2 separate regions of the Mus musculus genome follow, and region 2 is linked to region 1. A link is a loop called in an ENCODE intact Hi-C map of the cell type or tissue named here. Cell type or tissue: left cerebral cortex. All regions are shown on one strand. Each heading gives the region's core, and the rest is flanking DNA. Links, peaks and the distances in the headings are about the cores only.

Region 1 (8,483 bases), core at 144-8,143:
CGTCCAGTTCCCCAGTTTAAATGCTAATCCCTCTGAAATGCCTCAGGGGAAAAAATGTTTAGGCAGCTAGTTCGGGCATCTCATAGCCCAGTGAAACTGATAGAGAATGAATCATGGTGATGTCATTTCCCTTTCTCACTTCTAATAGCAAAAGCCGAAGCCTACTGGGCACTTACATCATCCAAGGGACTCTGAAAATCTGAGAAAAGAAATGACAGCAACAAGAAATGAAAATAAGGGACCAGCTGCTCAACTGGGATCTTAGAATTGTAATTCTAGGAGCCCAGAGACCAGTAGAAACCCCAATATGTTGCTGTGTCAGGAAGGAGGTTAGTGAGTCATTTCAAGGATAAAAGGAGAGTTGTACAAGTTATTTATCAAGAAACTATTCAGTCTCCCCTGTGTATAGGTAGACCAGTTGAATGGACACCGCTGTTCTAGGAAATAGTAAGAATCTGCCCAATGTCGTGATGCATCTCAGCTTCAAGTTTATAATAGTAGTCACCAGAGCAAAGACAGAGTTCCTGGTGTCAACTTTCTCTCACACTTGCCATGTGCCTTACATGTATAAATGCCTTAATCATTCCAGCATCCCCATAAGTTTCTATTCACAGAGGAAACATGAAAGGGAAAGAGTAGAAAGTGACAAAGTCAAATACAAAAAAACATTTCATTCTAGAAAAATAGCTAAAATGACTCTGGCACAAAAGAACATTGAACAATGTGCCTTTGAACATGCAAACCTAGTTGAAAAGGTTCAGGAAAGGTACTGGAAGTTCATGGAAGTATCAACAGACAGGAAGTGCCCCAGCTCCTTCAGTTGCTAGCATTGTGATTGTTGATGGACACCTGTCTCAGGCCACGGAGGTGATTAAGACTACGCTGTTCCCCTTCTCCTTATAATGGATGGCTCTGCTGGGCTGTGACTATTAATCCTGTAACCATAGAATGTTACATAGAATGTTCCTGAAAGATAGGCTAACACATCTGCATTGTAAGAAGAAATCTACAAATGTTCTGCCAAAAAAAAACCCCAAAAAAAAACAAAACAAAACAAAACAAAAAAACAAAAACAAAACAAAAACAAAAAACAAAAAAAAAAAACCCTTTGTTTGGAAATCCATGCTTCTTATTTCTATACTCAAAAGGGGCAAATTTTAAGTACTAAGCAGTTGACAACGTAGAATCACAATTTGTTACCATTGGGAAATATTTTTAAAGACTGTCCATTTCCTCCTCTTATAGGAGCAGTCACCCAGCAGTCTATTCAAGGTTATAGGCAAATTCCTCTGTAGCCCTCTATAGCACAACCACACAGATCAACAGTGGGTATCAGGATCATTTGACCAGGAAAAGAGACACCTCATCACAGATTAAAAGGATATTATCTGGCATACTACATACACAATGACTTGCTTCTGCCTCATAGTAATCAAAAGAAATTAATCCAGGCCTAGTCTAGAGAAAATATTGGGATTGTAGATGACAAAATGTCCTCCCTACCAGAGTATGAGTGGAAACCTTGGTCCCTGGGGCTGGGACTATTTGGTCAGGTTCTAGAAACATTAGGAGACAACATAGATCACTAGGGTAAGTATTTATAGGTTTCTTGTCCACGGTCCTTTCCCATTTCACTCTCTGATTCCTACCAGATGTGAGATAAACAACCCTAAGCCACATGTTCCATGTCCTACCCAAGTGCACAAGGCCAAGAGAACATGGACAGAGCCCTCTGGGATCATATGCACAAACGAATCCTTCTTCCTTTGTGTTATCAATACCAGATGCTTTAACATGACGACACACACACCCCACCAAAAAAAAAGAAAAGAAAAGAAAAGAAAAGAAAAAAGAAAAAAGTGCCTAGTAGAGTCTGACATGCTCTGAAGCACCAACTTTAACTAAGCAGAGTCACTTCAGTTGGAATTTTTAGCCCCAAACCATAACCACGGTACTATTTCAAGTTCCATTGTGAATACTGAACTTTGAAGGCAAGTCACCGTCCTAGTTAAGAGATCTGATGCCAGAATCTCTGTCACCTTCAAGGGGTATGCGATTCCTTAAGCTATTTATTCATCCATTACTTTGATTGAAAGAAATAAAATTCCCACATCACAAGGTTATTATGAAGTTTAAATTGGTAAATCTACGTAAGATATTTAAAATGGTGTTTGCCATAGAGTTGGTAGTGGTATTATGGGGATGCACTTTAAAAGCCCACACTATGGTCCAAAGATATTGGAGCCCTGGGGAGTAGATCTCATGCAGAAGCTTTCTGTGAATTCTCAAATGAACTCTTCAAATTTTGCTTGGGGAACATTTTAAAACATGCCCTGTCCAATCACTAATTCAGAACTGCAACATCTGTGGTTACAAATCTTACATGTTTCTGGGCTCCAGTGGGCCTTTGCCCTGTGTTCTGCCACCCCAGAGCACTGGCTTTGACTCATAGAGAAGACGATTGCATTCACATGCTGTAATAAAATCATGCATTCTGATGCCTAAGTTCTACCATGGCTAGTTCACAGCCAATCAGTTCTTCACTGCATCTGTTAGAGACAGACACAGGAAAGGCTAGGTTATAGAAAGCTATATATTCACGATTGGAAAGCCTCACATTTTCTGAAAATCTCGTGGAGTTCAGCCCATGACATCACTGACTCCGTTCCTGAGACTCAATGTCTAATCAACCTACACATTGTGACCCCGTCTCAACAAGTTGTGATCTGAAGTCACTCACAAAATTTTAAAGAGACACACATATTGTGAGGTCAGTGGCAGTGGAAAGCTGGGTTGTCATAGGTTGAGAGCCCAATTTTTTATTTTTAGATCATCTCTATATGTTACTTAATATCCATACGACTGTTGCTTAAATCATTTTGCTTTATACAAGCAGACCCTAACTTTCATCAACCCAGCAGTTTAAAATGTCATCAGATAGCACCTGAGCCCTGTAACAGAGCTACCTGACATTTCCAGCAATGTACATAAAAAGTATCTATTTATGACTGTGTTCTGGCTCTACAAAAAGTTCATGAAATTCTTACTATGTTGGAAAAATTGGGATAACCTGAATCTATGCTCCTCATGTTTGGCTCCAATATAAACCATCTCTTTTTCTAGAGTTGTGTTTTCGTATCACCAGACTCAATGACTTAAACTTCAAACACTCAATAGACAGACACCTGTCACATGCACACAGTTTTGTGTTTGGTGAAATTTCCTGGCTTGAGACAACAGCACACACCCATGTAACTGTGCCCAACATGCCTGTACCCACTTCTAGCACTCAGCATATACCAGGTTATAATACACTCCATGAAGACTTGTTAGAAGAGGGGCTTCTAATCATTTCCACGCACTGTACAGCTAATCTTTAAGCTATTTCTCACAACAGGTTTTTTTTTCCTTACACTCTTCATTTTACAATTAATGAAACTAAAGTCCCTTTTGATTCTAGGACACAAGCCTCCACCTGTATCTCTGAGATTCTTGTATATAATGTCACTGTATGCATATAAAACATCAGAGGGAGCAGACAGAGCTGAGATGTCTCTCAATTAGAATGCCACACATCTCATCTCAGAGACCCCACCAGCCATAGAAAATATCTTTTTTACACTCCAATCAAAATTTGGCAGTACACCTGAGAAAGTTGACAATATGCTACCACAGGCAAGCTGAGGATCTCTCTCAATAGGGAGAGTTGTCAAGAAACACAGACGGCAAATAGAATCCTGGGAGGTCTAAATGTGGTTGGGCTTAAACCTATCTCTCTTACAACCCTCCCTCTACTCCAGGCTTCTCCTAGCTGCTGCAACACTGCTAAATCTCTATTTTATCACCTCCCACTCACCCAATCTGCTCTCCCCAGCTCCGCTCTCCTGAGATGGTTTCCTCCAGTGCAAAAGAGGCTTTTCCCCTTCACTTACAAACACCATTAGAATAGGATCCAGTCACTTGACTTTCTTTCTATTACCATGCCCAACTTAATAATTATATCCAGCATAAAATAACTGGCATGAAGAAGAAAAATTGAAATGATTACACTAAAATCACCCAGAATTCCACAGGTGAGAGTGATACAGTTAACTTGGCACACATCCTTCCCGACTTCTACATGCAGACAAGCACATGGCACATGTATTGCAAAACAATACAACACAACCAATTCGAAACCTGTGGGGAGGGGTGTCTTTGTTTTGTTTTGCTTTGCTTTGCTTTATTCGTAACTATGTTAATACATGAAAACAAGTAAACGTCATCACAACCACATCATCAATTCTCTATTGGTGGATATGTAGGTTGCTTACACTGTGTTTAATGTTCTAGCAACACTTTATGAGCATCATTGAACATTGCTCAGGTTAAATGCAAAGGGTCTGGTTAGACCACTCTCTCTAGAGAATCCTTTCATGGCTTCCCTTGATTTGAAGGATAAATTCCAGACATACTGGCTTACCTCCCTCCTGTCTTGTGCCCCTTCACTTTCTTACACAGTGCCCATGTGAGTTCTGCTGTGGTTAGTCTTGGGTGCATTCCCTCCACTTCATTAACCCTTTCTTTTTTTCTTCTGGTTTCAAATTTAAGCATAAGCATAATTTTCGAGAAGTTCCTTAAGTTTGACTTTGCCCCCACTACACTAAGACACAGAAAATTTAATCTTAATGTGTTAAGGAATAATTTAAGGTATAATCATGACTTTATACAAATATATTAATAAAATGATAATGTGACAAAATTTTAATATAACTCATTAAATAATGATGGAACCAGTAATATTATTAGAATTGGTTGAAATGGGAATTTGAGCAATCACATACATATCTAAGCAGAAAAGTGATGCCAGAATGAATTTATGAATATATGCAAAATGGACCTGTCATAGGGCAAAAATCAGTTACATCCCATCTCACCTAATTTGCCTTTCTATAATCAATAATCGTCTTCAAGAGCATTAGTTTTCTGTAAGTAACAGGTCTGTAAAAGAGCTGATGGACATGAAAGGCAGAAATGATTAGGCAAGGAGTGTTTAAATGAAATTCTCCATCATACTTTTTGTCTATTGTTACCTGTCCAATCATTCCCAAAAGTTACTCCTTGGAATCTTTGTGCATGTGTACATGCACATGCATGCACATACAGACACCCAGGTACATACATGCACACCTACTTTTGTAATCTGGAATATATGAGAGCTCTAACATAACAGAAAACTCAGAACCTCTTTCAGTGTCTATTCTACTCTGGCCACTGCTGGACGCTCAATGGCTTTCTTGTGGTGCTGTGTAGCAAGGGTACTCTATTGCCTCCATGGTCATTTATTTTGAGCATATGAGATACAGATTGGAGAACAAAAGGGACAATTTGTTCAGAAGGGACAATGTCCACTGAAGGGGGAAAAAGAAAATAAGACAGAGATAGAAAGATGAAAGAACTGAGTAATCAACGTTTAGTCTCATGGAAAAATTCATTTTATAATGAGCTATTCTATCTAAGGGACAAAAAAGATGGGGTATTTACACTAAGCTCTTTGGGGTCTTTGGTAGATGGTCAGTTCCAAAGCAGTCCTTTGGGACTTTTGAGAGACATATAGAGCCAGGTGATTGGAAGCCCACAGAAACATACAGAAGGAACACCACCACCCCACCCCACCTCCAATATAGCATTTGTAGTGCACAGACTGAAGTGAGAAAGCTGACTGGACCTGGGAGCTCTGCAGCATCCTGAAGTATTAGGCTCACCTCTGGGCCCTGCTTCCTTCCTGTCCCAGGCATTCATGATGGCAGAGAACATGGGTCTTGTACTTATGAAACCAACAGCTCCTCTCCTTTTCTGGTCCTGTATCTCCCTTCACCCACCCAAAGCCGACCTTCCTACTCCCACCAATGTCCATTTCTCTCTTCAGTTTCCCATGAGGAGCTCACACCATGCAAAACTAGAAGCCCAAATAGGAAGCACATTTCCCTGCAAGCCACAGAAGCACTGAAGCTGAAGTCTCAACTGCTAACAATAGAGACAAAAAAAAAAAAAAACTATTGAAAACAAAATATGAGTCATGTTTCAAACTTTATTCTGCTGCAGACACTGTGCTGCAAGCTGCCACAGGGAAGAGATTGTAAACAGGCAGCCTCTTCAGTCTCTTGGGATCTGCTGCTGCCTGCACAAACAGTACCCTCCTCTTGGGTTCCTGGGATGGCTCACTGGGCAGCAGAATGAAAATCCAGGCAATCTGAGGACTGCTCAATTCTCAGCACAAACACATAGGACATCCCAACCCCCACATCCCAGTGGGTGTTTTCTAGACTGTTCCATCATTAAGGAAGCTGTCTTCCCTGCAAAGTCAAAACTCTGAGGAAGATTTCGTTTTAACTCTAGACTAGGATGTAACTGTTTAACAGCCTGCCTTCTTCTCCATGCAGTCCGCATTATTATTTTAAAGTTATTTTATCTCCTAGAGTCTTGATAGGAACAGACATATCTGCCATTTACTTGAAAATTTAATAAGCAGCAGCATCTACATACATATAGTCTCTTAGGAATTTCCACAGGCACAGAGTACAGGAAACATTTTTAAATGAAGGGTTTGGGTTCAGAGAGAATAAGAATACCTTTTGGGCCACAGGGAAACAGCTGAAACTGGGGTTATGACCGTCTACATCTGACAGCCTACTATACACCATATAATACATAGTAAGTATTTTGTTTCTTAAATTCTGAATTAAATCTTGGAAGATACTGGAGGTATTATCCGATGCTACAAGTTCATGAGGAAGCCTGTAGAGAGGCTTAGTGGCTACAGTGTTTACTGTTCTTGCAGAGGACCTGAGTTCTGTGCGCAGCACCCACATCAGGCAGCTCACATGTGCCTGTAACTCCATATCCAAGGGATCCAACACCATCTTCTGGCCTCCATTGCTCACATTCACATACCAACATACAGATACACACACATATATATGCTTTTTTAATCTTTCAAAAATTGTTATGAGATGATAAAAACAATAGCTTTCTCCCTCAAGTTTCTTTCTTTTTTTTTTTAAATTCTATACAGGAATGTTTAGCTCTTTCAATTGTTTGACTAATAGGTGCAACAACATTATGAACTAATCAGTACCCCAGAGCTCTTGACTCTAGCTGCATATGTATCAAAAGATGGCCTAGTAGGCCATCACTGGAAAGAGAGGCCCATTGGACATGCAAACTTTATATGCCCCAGTACAGGGGAACGCCAGGGCCAAAAAGTGGGAATGGGTGGGTAGGGGAGTGGGGGGGAGGGTATGGGGGACTTTTGGGATAGCATTGGAAATGTAATTGAGGAAAATATGTAATAAAAAAATAAAAAATAAATAAAGTTGGGATCTGGAGAGATTACTCAGTGTTTAAGAACACTGGCTGATCTTCCAGAGGATCCAGGTTCCAGTACAAGCACTCACACAATAGCTAACAGCCACTTCCATTTCCAAGAGATTCAATGTCCTTTTATAAGCAATAGCCCTCTGGTGCCTCCATGGGCACCAGACACATGCATGATAACCAGATATACATGAAGGCAAAGAGACACACACATATATACACACAAACACACACACACACAGGAGTGAGTGACAAAGTTAGGTATTTTCCTCATTTACATTTTCAATGCTATCCCAAAGGTCCCCCATACCCACGCCCCCAATCCCCTACCCACCCACTCCCCCTTTTTGGCCCTGGCATTCCCCTGTACTGGGGCATATAAAGTTTGCAAGTCCAATGGGCCTCTCTTTGCAGTGATGGCCGACTAGGCCATCTTTTGATACATATGCAGCTAAAGACAAGAGCTCCCGGGTACTGGTTAGTGACAAAGTTTTTTAAAACAAAATTACAAATTTAAAATAAGGAAAGAATTCATTGCTTCAATTAGCCAACATGAAAGCCAGTTTTCTAGGTTCTAGAAAGTGATGAGCTACCCAGCAGTACACTCTTTAGTGACCTTAGTAAGAACAGGGTTTGGAGTAGTCTTCACTGATGATCCAATGGTTCTTCTAAAACACTACTCCATCCTTTTCCTCTTATGCTCATGGGAGGCAGTGAGTGTTCTTTTCACACAAAAAGAACAGAGCTTTGCAGACAGACCTAACTTCTCTCCCAATGCTGTTTATGTCCAACAGTGGGATCTTGAACTAGTCCTTCACTCACTTAACATATAAGGAATATTTACCTCGGGTCAGGCTCCAGATACCACCCTGAGAATTATATGTCGTTATTCAAAGAGCCAGACAACAGCCAAGCCAGCCCACAACCACAATTTGAAGTAAACATTATGAACATGTTGCACAGAGATTGTGAGGTGTTCCTTGGTGACCCCTGCCTCCTCACAACCTCATGTAACCCTTTCCTGTAAATATAATCTGAACCCAGTGACTTAAGTCTTCTAAACAATATAACATGATAAAATAGTAGTGGGGGTCATCGCCTCCAGGATTTAAATTTGGTCAGCACTA
Region 2 (8,483 bases), core at 369-8,368, 68 kb before region 1:
AGGAAAGCTACATGACCTCAGCAGTAAAAGCATTTTGGACCAGAAATATTGTAGGGGCAGCTGTTGTATATTACAGAACATTAAGCAGCATCCTTGTCTCCTACTCACTAGATGCCCATGATTCTTTTCACTATAGCAAGAGTTCCCAAATATTATCAATTGTTCCTTGAAGATGTAAAAGAATCCCCACTGAAAACTGCTGTTCTAGAGTATATTTCTATAGAATTCCAAATGTTCCCCAAGAGTGGTCTGTCTTAGTTTTAATTCCTGTTGTTTGGACAAAAGCAATTTAAGGGAGAAAGTGTTTATTCTACCTGACAGTTCAAGTCACCATCCATTATGATGAAGAAGCCAAGGTAGCAGAAGCTTGAAGCAATAGGTCATAGTACATCCACAGTTAAAACAAGAGAGCGATGAATCCATGGGGCTGCTCTGCCTTCTTTCTCTCCTTCTAAACTCCAGGATCCCTGCTAGGGAATGTATCACCCACAGTGGGAGAGTCTTTAAACCTCAGTGAGTGTATCAAGATAATCCCACCAGGGGCCCATCTCCTGGGTAATTCTAGTCCCATCAAACTGATGAATAACACTAACCATCACACTGTTCAAATGCCACTCCTTCTCAGCATCTTTGCTGCCTCTTTGGATGCAGGGAAACTGCTCTTAACATGAGCTATTGTTCATGGTCCTTGTTTCTCTCAAGGATGAAGCCACAGGACAATCCTGGTTTTGTTGACCTGGCCAGATGTGTATGTGTCCATTTCCTCTTACAGTCGTCAACAGACACATAGGTTTCAAGTGCCTCGCTTCTCATTCAAGAATTAAGAAATTTCAGAGATTTGGCAGCAAATGTTAAAAAACCTCCATTGAATACGGACGCAAATGTTCTCCACAGAAGCTTTTGGAGCAGTGCCCAAAGGGGAGCAAGCTAAAAAGAATCAGTTTGTTCTTAAAGGCATTTCAGCCTGGATGGTTATCTGTTGTGAAGCCTAGGAGCACTGGAGGATGTTTGGCAGGGTCTCTGACCTTGAGCACCCACCTTAGAAAAGTTCATATGACAGTCAATACCATTATAGTATACATACATTTATTTATTACTTATTTTATGTGTATGAGTGCCTTGCCTGAATGTGTATCTGTGTATGAAGGGCGTGCCTGGTACTCTCTGAGGCCAGAGGGGATATCAGACTCCCCAGAACTAGAGCTACAGATAGTTCTTAGCTGTCACGTGAGTGCTGGGAACTGAACCCAGCTTCTCTGAAAGAGCTGCTACTGCTTTTAACCACCAAGCCATCCCTTTAGCTCCAAGGTTTATGTACATTTTAAAACACAACAAAAATATTGACTGGAGGGACAACTTGGTAGACTCTGTATTACCCCTGTAGAGGATCCAAGTTTGGTTCCTAGCATCCACACGGAGTGACTCACAACCACCTTTAACTCCGACTCCAGGGTATCTGATCTGGCATCCATGGGTACCTGGACTTAAACATTTGAATGCACATGTGTGAATGCACATACATATGTTTTTCTTTCTTTTATTGAAAATAGATTTTTTCATATGATATATTTTGATTATGGTTTCTCCTCTCCCCTCCTACTCCTAGTTTCTTCCTGTCTGCCCCCTCATCTGGATCTTTTTTGTCTCTGGTTACAAAATAGAAAATAAGAAATAATAATAAAATTAGATAAATCAAAAACAAACAAATCATAACAGGACGAAACAGCCAAACAAGATAAGAGCCAACAGAAAAAAAGACACGAGGAACACAATAGATGCAGGGACACATGTGTGTTCATATTCAGGAATCCCATACAAACCCCAAACCAAAAGTCATAGTATATACACAGAGGACCTGTAAGGTAGGAAAAAAACTGCTTTTAAAAAATAAAAAATAAAAATTTCAAATGAGCTACTATATACATACACATGTTCAAGTATAATAGGAAACTGTAGAAGATATTTATTATAAGCTAAATCCAAGCCAATCATTACTGGATGTGTGACCTTAGCCAAGTCAGAGCTCAGGGTCTGCTCCAAAATGAGACTGTGGGATAAGAGAATTGATCACACCATTGCTCCCAGCCCCATTAGGCAGTAAAGCCTATCAGAAAACAGATGTGTGATCCTTTTAGAATGACAACAACAGCTGAAGGGAAGCAGTGTGTTCACGAAAACTCAACCCTCTATTTAACTAACCCACTCCTACGTGATTGGCATTCCTCATTCAGGAAGTGAAGGGACCTTTGAGACATGAGGCATCTGGTGATGACCATTACGTTCTGGGGAAACAGAAACATGGGCTGTAGGGTGGATAACTTGGATGCTTTCTGTCTCTCTTACACTGAAACCTAAGGAATTCCCATCACAGTTGCATGCAGATCTACAAGACCTGTATGGGGTAGAATGCTCCTTGATAAACCAGACTCTCAACACTTGGGAATCCGTCAAGTCTGTGAGTGTTTCCAAATGGGAGGAGAGAGGTAAATGCTAAGTCACTTCCCTGCTCTATCTCCCTATAGCCCACTTGCTCTTGAGAAGAAAGTGTTCCTTCCTCTTCCATATCTAAGCCAGCCTCACTTGTGTTTCTGACTTCCAAGGCTGCATCCTTGTCTTCCTGGTCACTGCCTTCCCACAAAAAACCTCTGTATTTGATATCCACACTATCACAGACACAAGGCAGTTGTAGGTAGCAGATTCCTGCTGAAGTTGGGGAGGCAGCCAAGAAGATTTATAGAGAGCAGAAAATAGCTTCCAATTAAACGTTAAACACTGAACAAGAAAGGCAGCTTGCACCCCTTGCTAAGGAGGATGCCAGATCACTTTGTCATTGCTGTTTTTGTTAGCACCCCAAGAAGCCACATGGCTCTTCATCTCTCCTACTCTAAGCTTCCAGACACCAGAAACTTCTTGCCTTGCCTTCTTATCTACACTGAGCTCACCATGACCCCTACAATGGCCTGCATGATGTAGGAAAGGTATAAGGGAGCTTGCCTTCATCAGCTAATATGTCCACTCATTCCTTAAAACCACAGATTTATTTATGCAAGCAAAAAAAGCTTGTCTTTTATAGACAGTACATCAAAAAAGTCTCATTTTCCTTATAACTTTTCCACTCATTCTCTGCAACTACAAAAAAAAAAAAAAAAAAAAAAAGAAAAGAAAAAAGAAAATAAAAATAGGCATTTGCCATGCATGGTGGCACATGCTTTAATCTCAGCACTCAAGAGGCAGAGGCAGGAGAATTTCTATGAAGGCAAAAACCAGCCTGGTCTACTACAGTGAGGTTCAGGATATCCACTTCTATGTAGAGAGACCCTGTCTAAAAAAATAATAATAAATAAATAAATACCTAAAGTGAACAAAGTGATTATTTTCAAATTACCTATTTCTGGATTTCTCTGATCATGTGGCCTCATCTGATTTGTCTTTGTTGTGATTTCAGTATGGAATGTCCTGCTCGCTATGAATGGGCAGCCCTGTCTGGAAGGTTATAGAACCTTTAGGCAGTGGAACTGTGCTGAAGGAAGGGACTGAGTGGTGGGATCTGAGGTTTACTAGCCTCTTTACTCCTTGCTTCCTGACTGTGAATGGCAACTGTGAATTGCATGTGACCAGATGACCCTCATGCTTCCCCATCATGATAGGTTGTACCCCCTTAAACTGTGAGCCAGAATAAGCCCTTCCCCCTGGAAGTTGCTACCTGTCAAGCATTTCATCTAAGCAACTAGTATCACCATAGTAACTAAGGCAGTTTTTAGATGGATAACTTCCTGAGAAACGAAAAGCACTAAGCCATCACTCAGCCAAGGAGGTTAGGATGATTTCTATGTGCTCAGCCCAGGGAGTGGCACTATTAGGAAGTATGGCCTTGTTGGAGTAGGTGTGTCACTGGAGGTGTGGGCTTTAAGACCTTCCTCCTAGCTGCCTGGAAGTCAGTCTTCCACTGGCAGCCTTCAGATGAAGATGTAGAACTCTCAGCTCTGCCTGCACCATGCCTGCCTGGATGCTGCCATGCTCCCATCTTAATGATAATGGACTGAACCTCTGAACCTGTAAGCCAGCCTGAAATAAATGTTGTCCTTACAACAAGTTGCCTTGCTCATGGTGTCTCTTCACAGCAGTAAAACCCTGACTAGGACAGGATCAAGGCTTACAAGGATCAAAACTTCCTAGAATACACCGCTGATTTTCACGAATTCACAAATCCTTTGTGCAGTTGTAGAAATCCAGCTATACTCTCATCTGCATTCACTAAACAGATGCCTGAAATCCAGTAGCAGTATGAAGCAATGACAAAAGATGAAAACCAGTAAAATTATTTGAAAAAAAGAAAAGATATACAAACATGCATCTATAACCTGGGGAAATGAAATGCCTAGGCCAGAAACTGGAATGGACCTAACGAGATTCAAAAATACCACACTCTATTTGGTGCTAGTGGGGAGCTGCAAGCATTCCACATATTTGCATGTTCCTGGTGTTCTAGTGGGAAGTGGGAGGGATCAGGACAGATGGCTCTAGGAAGTGTGGGTGATCCACCATCAAGTATATGAGCCAAATGGTATTTTCCCAAGTTCCATCTCTCCAGAAGCCATTCATGAAACCCGACACCCCACATCCATGGCCCACGCCATTCTCTCCTGCATACTTAAACATTGAAGCTTTTCTTTTCCCGTAATAATTTAATCATTTAAAAATTATCATGTGCTGCCTTGTTAAATGTTGTAACTAGGCTTCATCCATCAGGTAGCTCTTTGAGCACCACCCCCAGGTCTTCCCTCTGTATCTGTCTAGCCTGATGGTCCTCCATGTACTCAGCCCACCTTTACCTGACAGATTCCAGATTCCCTGTGCTGTGCCATAGAGATCTGCATTGGCAGCAAACCATAGGAAGGTCTTTATCTCCATGAGGATTTTACTCCAGTAAAGAAACATAATGAACATATAAATAAGAATATGGAATCTTTCTCCTATTTAAAGTCTATATATATTCTTTCTCACCAGTCACCTTAACAATGACCCAAGACATGGGCACAAACAATTCACTGAGAAACTCCACTGAGAGAAGTGAAGAGCACTGATCCTCAGTCCCCAGTGTTTGGCACTCTTCTGCCCATATCATAATTCCTGGACCATAGCCTTCACTTCTAAGTTCTCCTTCTAAGGTCACGTTCCTCCCTGTAAGTCCCTACTATAGATAGTGTGGTGGTTAATGTTCATTGTCAACATGATTGAATTTGGAATCACCTAGGAGACATACCTTTGGTTGTATCTCATAGAGTGTGTCCTAAAAGGCTTAACTGAGGAGGGAAGACCCGTCCTGAATGTGGGAGGCACTACCCTGTGCTGTCATGGGAAGCAGAGAAAGGAAAAAGCAAGCTGAGTGTGAGCATTCATCTCATTCTGCTTCCTATGGCAAACACAGTGCACCCAGCTGCCTCACCTTCTCACCTCCATCTTTCCACACCGCAATGGGCTGTCTCCTCAAGCTAAAGCCAAAATCACTTCTCCTCCTTTAGGTTGGTATTGGCTCTCTGTCAGGTGTTTTGTCACAGTAATAAAAAAATTTACTAACACAATGCCCAGGACATTTTCACTTCCATCCTCACCAATCCCAGGGTTCATATAATTGTTCTCTCAATTGTACAATACAACCCCAAGGCAGCTAGTACAGCCAGCCTTCACTGTTAACCTTTGGACTATTTCACAGGACACCAGGAGGAGAGGTTCTCCCTCCTAGCTTACCTTCTTGCTTATGTTACTCTCTTATGCGCTTTCACTTTGAGTAATGGCTCTGTGTGTCAACTGGATGCCAAATGTAACTTTTAAAAATTGACTTCAAATTTTCAAAAGAATGCCAAACTAAGAATAACACATAAGACCTGCTAGCTTATTTCACCCCCAACAAATTCTGGTGATACATATGAAGGTACAGACCACCATTCATGATAGACCTTGGTCATGAGAGCCATAGTCTCCCTTGTACCCATGGCCTGGGTGAATTATAAAGAGGAAGGCATAGGACCTCATGGAGAAAGGGCTCTGGGCCTCCAGTGGTACATTGAAATCAGAGAAAAGTGGGAGGAAGATTCCTCAGGCAGCCTTCCCAGCTCAGCTCACAGAACACAGTGGAAAATGAGAGCCTGCCTTAGGCAGCTGCCTGGGAGGCAGCCTGGCCTTCTGAAAATAAGAGTTAAATGGAAGCTGTATCCAGTGGGCAGAGTAGACACAGTGCACACTATTCAGAGATGCCTGGTTTCCTGGCTAGGGTCACTATACCTGTGATCAAACACCAGGACCAAAGAAACTTGCAAGAAAAGTGTTTATTTGGTTTATGCTTCCATACCACTGTTCATCATTGGAGGAAGTCACAACAGAAACTCAAGCAGGGCAGGAACCTGGAGGCAGGACCTGCTTATTGGCTTCCACAATGTCTTGTGCATCCTGCTTTCTTGTAGAATCCAGGACCACCAACCCAGTAATGGCACCACCCACAATGGGCTGGGCCTTCCTCCATCAATCACTAATGTCCTACAGGCTTCTGTACACCCCAGCTCTTGTGGAGGCATTTTCTCAATTGTGTGAGGCTACCTCCTCCCTGATGTCCAGTTGACATGAAATTAGCCACACCTGGCCTGAGCCAGACTGAAAGGGCTTTGCCATAAAGTGACCACTTTCGTAGAGGGTCCATAAGGCAAAGCTCTTTCCGTGGAATCACGGGCCAAGGTTTTATGCAAGATGAGTCAGGTAGACCTGTGAAAGAAGCAAGATGATGACTCCAAAGGAGAGTAGCTTTCCTTATTTTCAGAAAGAAGAATTGTTGTTTGAACAGAGGGCATGTGATAGACACAGAATATGCTGGTGTGACTTTGTCACTATAACAAATGACATGAGGCTGGGTAACTTTATAAAGTAAAGAGGTGGATTTTTCTCATGGTTCTTAATATTGAAGGGCAAGGCATTGCTGATATCAGTTGTGCTTTGGTTAGGACCCCATGGCAGATGACACTACAGCAACAGGAGTGTGTACAGGAGAAAGATACCACATCTCAAACAGGAAGGCAGAGAATAATTTGAGTTAGACTTACCCACAACTCATTGCTTTGTGACCTCAAGAGTCCCCAAAAAGAGTTACTTTAGTTCCTTCTGAGGGTAGCTCTCTGGAAAGCCTAAGGATATCCCACTAGGTTATACTTTTAAAATCCCACTAACTCCTTCCTAATTATCATAGTGGGAACTAAGCCCTCAACATGAAGCCCTGGGTGCTATATTCAAACCACATCCAACCAAAGAGGACAGGACTATGACAGCACCCACTGCCTGAAAGGATCTTTTGCACACTCACCTCTCAGTCCTCAACCACTCCTCCTAAACCTGACACTGGATTTCAGGGTGGGACAGAGGACTGAAGTAAAAGGGGACCACATGGAAGAGGAAACCTGATTCTCATGCTCCTACTGGTCAAGCTCAAGCCAGGAGGGAGGGAAGATATCTAACCTAGATGAGGAATTGAAGTTGAGGCATTATGTTGGATTGAACCAGTAACTAAAAGCAAATTGATTTTAATATTTATAAATTATCTTTTAAAATAGTGAGATTTTACTCTCATCATTGGCAAAGCTTTCTCGAGCAGGCTGAAAACTGTGCTAAGTAAAAATAGTTATTTCCTATCTTACCTCATCTATCTCATCAGATTTGTTTGTTCAGAAGCCAGCTACAAAAGAAAAACAGAGCAGAGAGAAAGAGATTGAGATAGAGAGGCAGAGGCAGAGGCAGAGGCAGAGGCAGAGGCAGAGGCAGAGGCAGAGGCAGAGGCAGAGGCAGAGGCAGAGGCAGAGGCAGAGGCAGAGGCAGAGGCAGAGGCAGAGGCAGAGGCAGAGGCAGAGGCAGAGGCAGGAGAGGGGAGTGAGCCGAATTGAAGTCTGCTTTTGAAACTCCTCCTTGGGAAGAATGAGGAGACAAATGTCAGTGAGAGAGAGAGAGGCCATCCCTGGTGAAGAGTGGGAAGAGAACATGGAAGGATCTTGTAGCACAAAGGAAGCAGTTATAAGGCAAGAGGTCCCGAGGAAGGCAGAGTCTGGGAAACATCTAGGCTGAAGCTGTCATGGTGCAGAATTTGGGTTGAATGGCTGGGCATTCTAGAGTATAAGCAGAAAATTGACATAGTCTGACTTACATATTTAGAGTCAATTTTCAAGTTGTCTCAAGAATGATTATGAAGGAGGAATGGTGGCAGCCCATTAGAATGACACAGTGTGAGTTAAAAAAATAAAATTACATCAATTAATCAACCACAATGGTTGATTTTCTAAAGTACATAGATTCTAGAAAACCAGGACAGTGGCCCTAGGTATTTCTGAACCTTCATGACTACAGCAATTTACTAAAAGTTACCAAAAGAAAATCACAAGGAAAGAGGCTCTCCTAGAAGAACAAGTTTTCCTGAGATCTACACGATGTGCATCTGCACGTGTTGCATG

The links. Hi-C counts contacts between places; a loop is a spot of excess contacts. Peaks named below come from ENCODE experiments on the same cell type or tissue, not always from the same donor. Only the 100,000 strongest peaks of a DNase experiment are listed, where the experiment ranks them.
Region 2: a loop joins it to region 1, with 10 times the contacts of the local background. A loop is called at or near these places in 2 of 42 quality-filtered maps.

The regions. Positions count from the first base shown.
Region 1 is chr5:45,295,253-45,303,735 of GRCm38, forward strand. All of the region lies in intron 4 of D5Ertd615e (DNA segment, Chr 5, ERATO Doi 615, expressed), which reads right to left. Among named protein-coding and RNA genes, the nearest start is that of D5Ertd615e, 120 kb to the right of the region's middle. In left cerebral cortex, for the core only: no CTCF peak of the experiment used is centred there; DNase peaks (open chromatin) are centred at 3,833 and 6,055.
Region 2 is chr5:45,227,528-45,236,010 of GRCm38, forward strand. The region is part of intron 4 of D5Ertd615e (DNA segment, Chr 5, ERATO Doi 615, expressed); the gene reads right to left. Among named protein-coding and RNA genes, the nearest start is that of Gm46912, 69 kb to the left of the region's middle. In left cerebral cortex, for the core only: no CTCF peak of the experiment used is centred there; DNase peaks (open chromatin) are centred at 865, 2,449, 2,769, 4,529 and 2 more places; H3K27ac peaks cover 1,959 bases.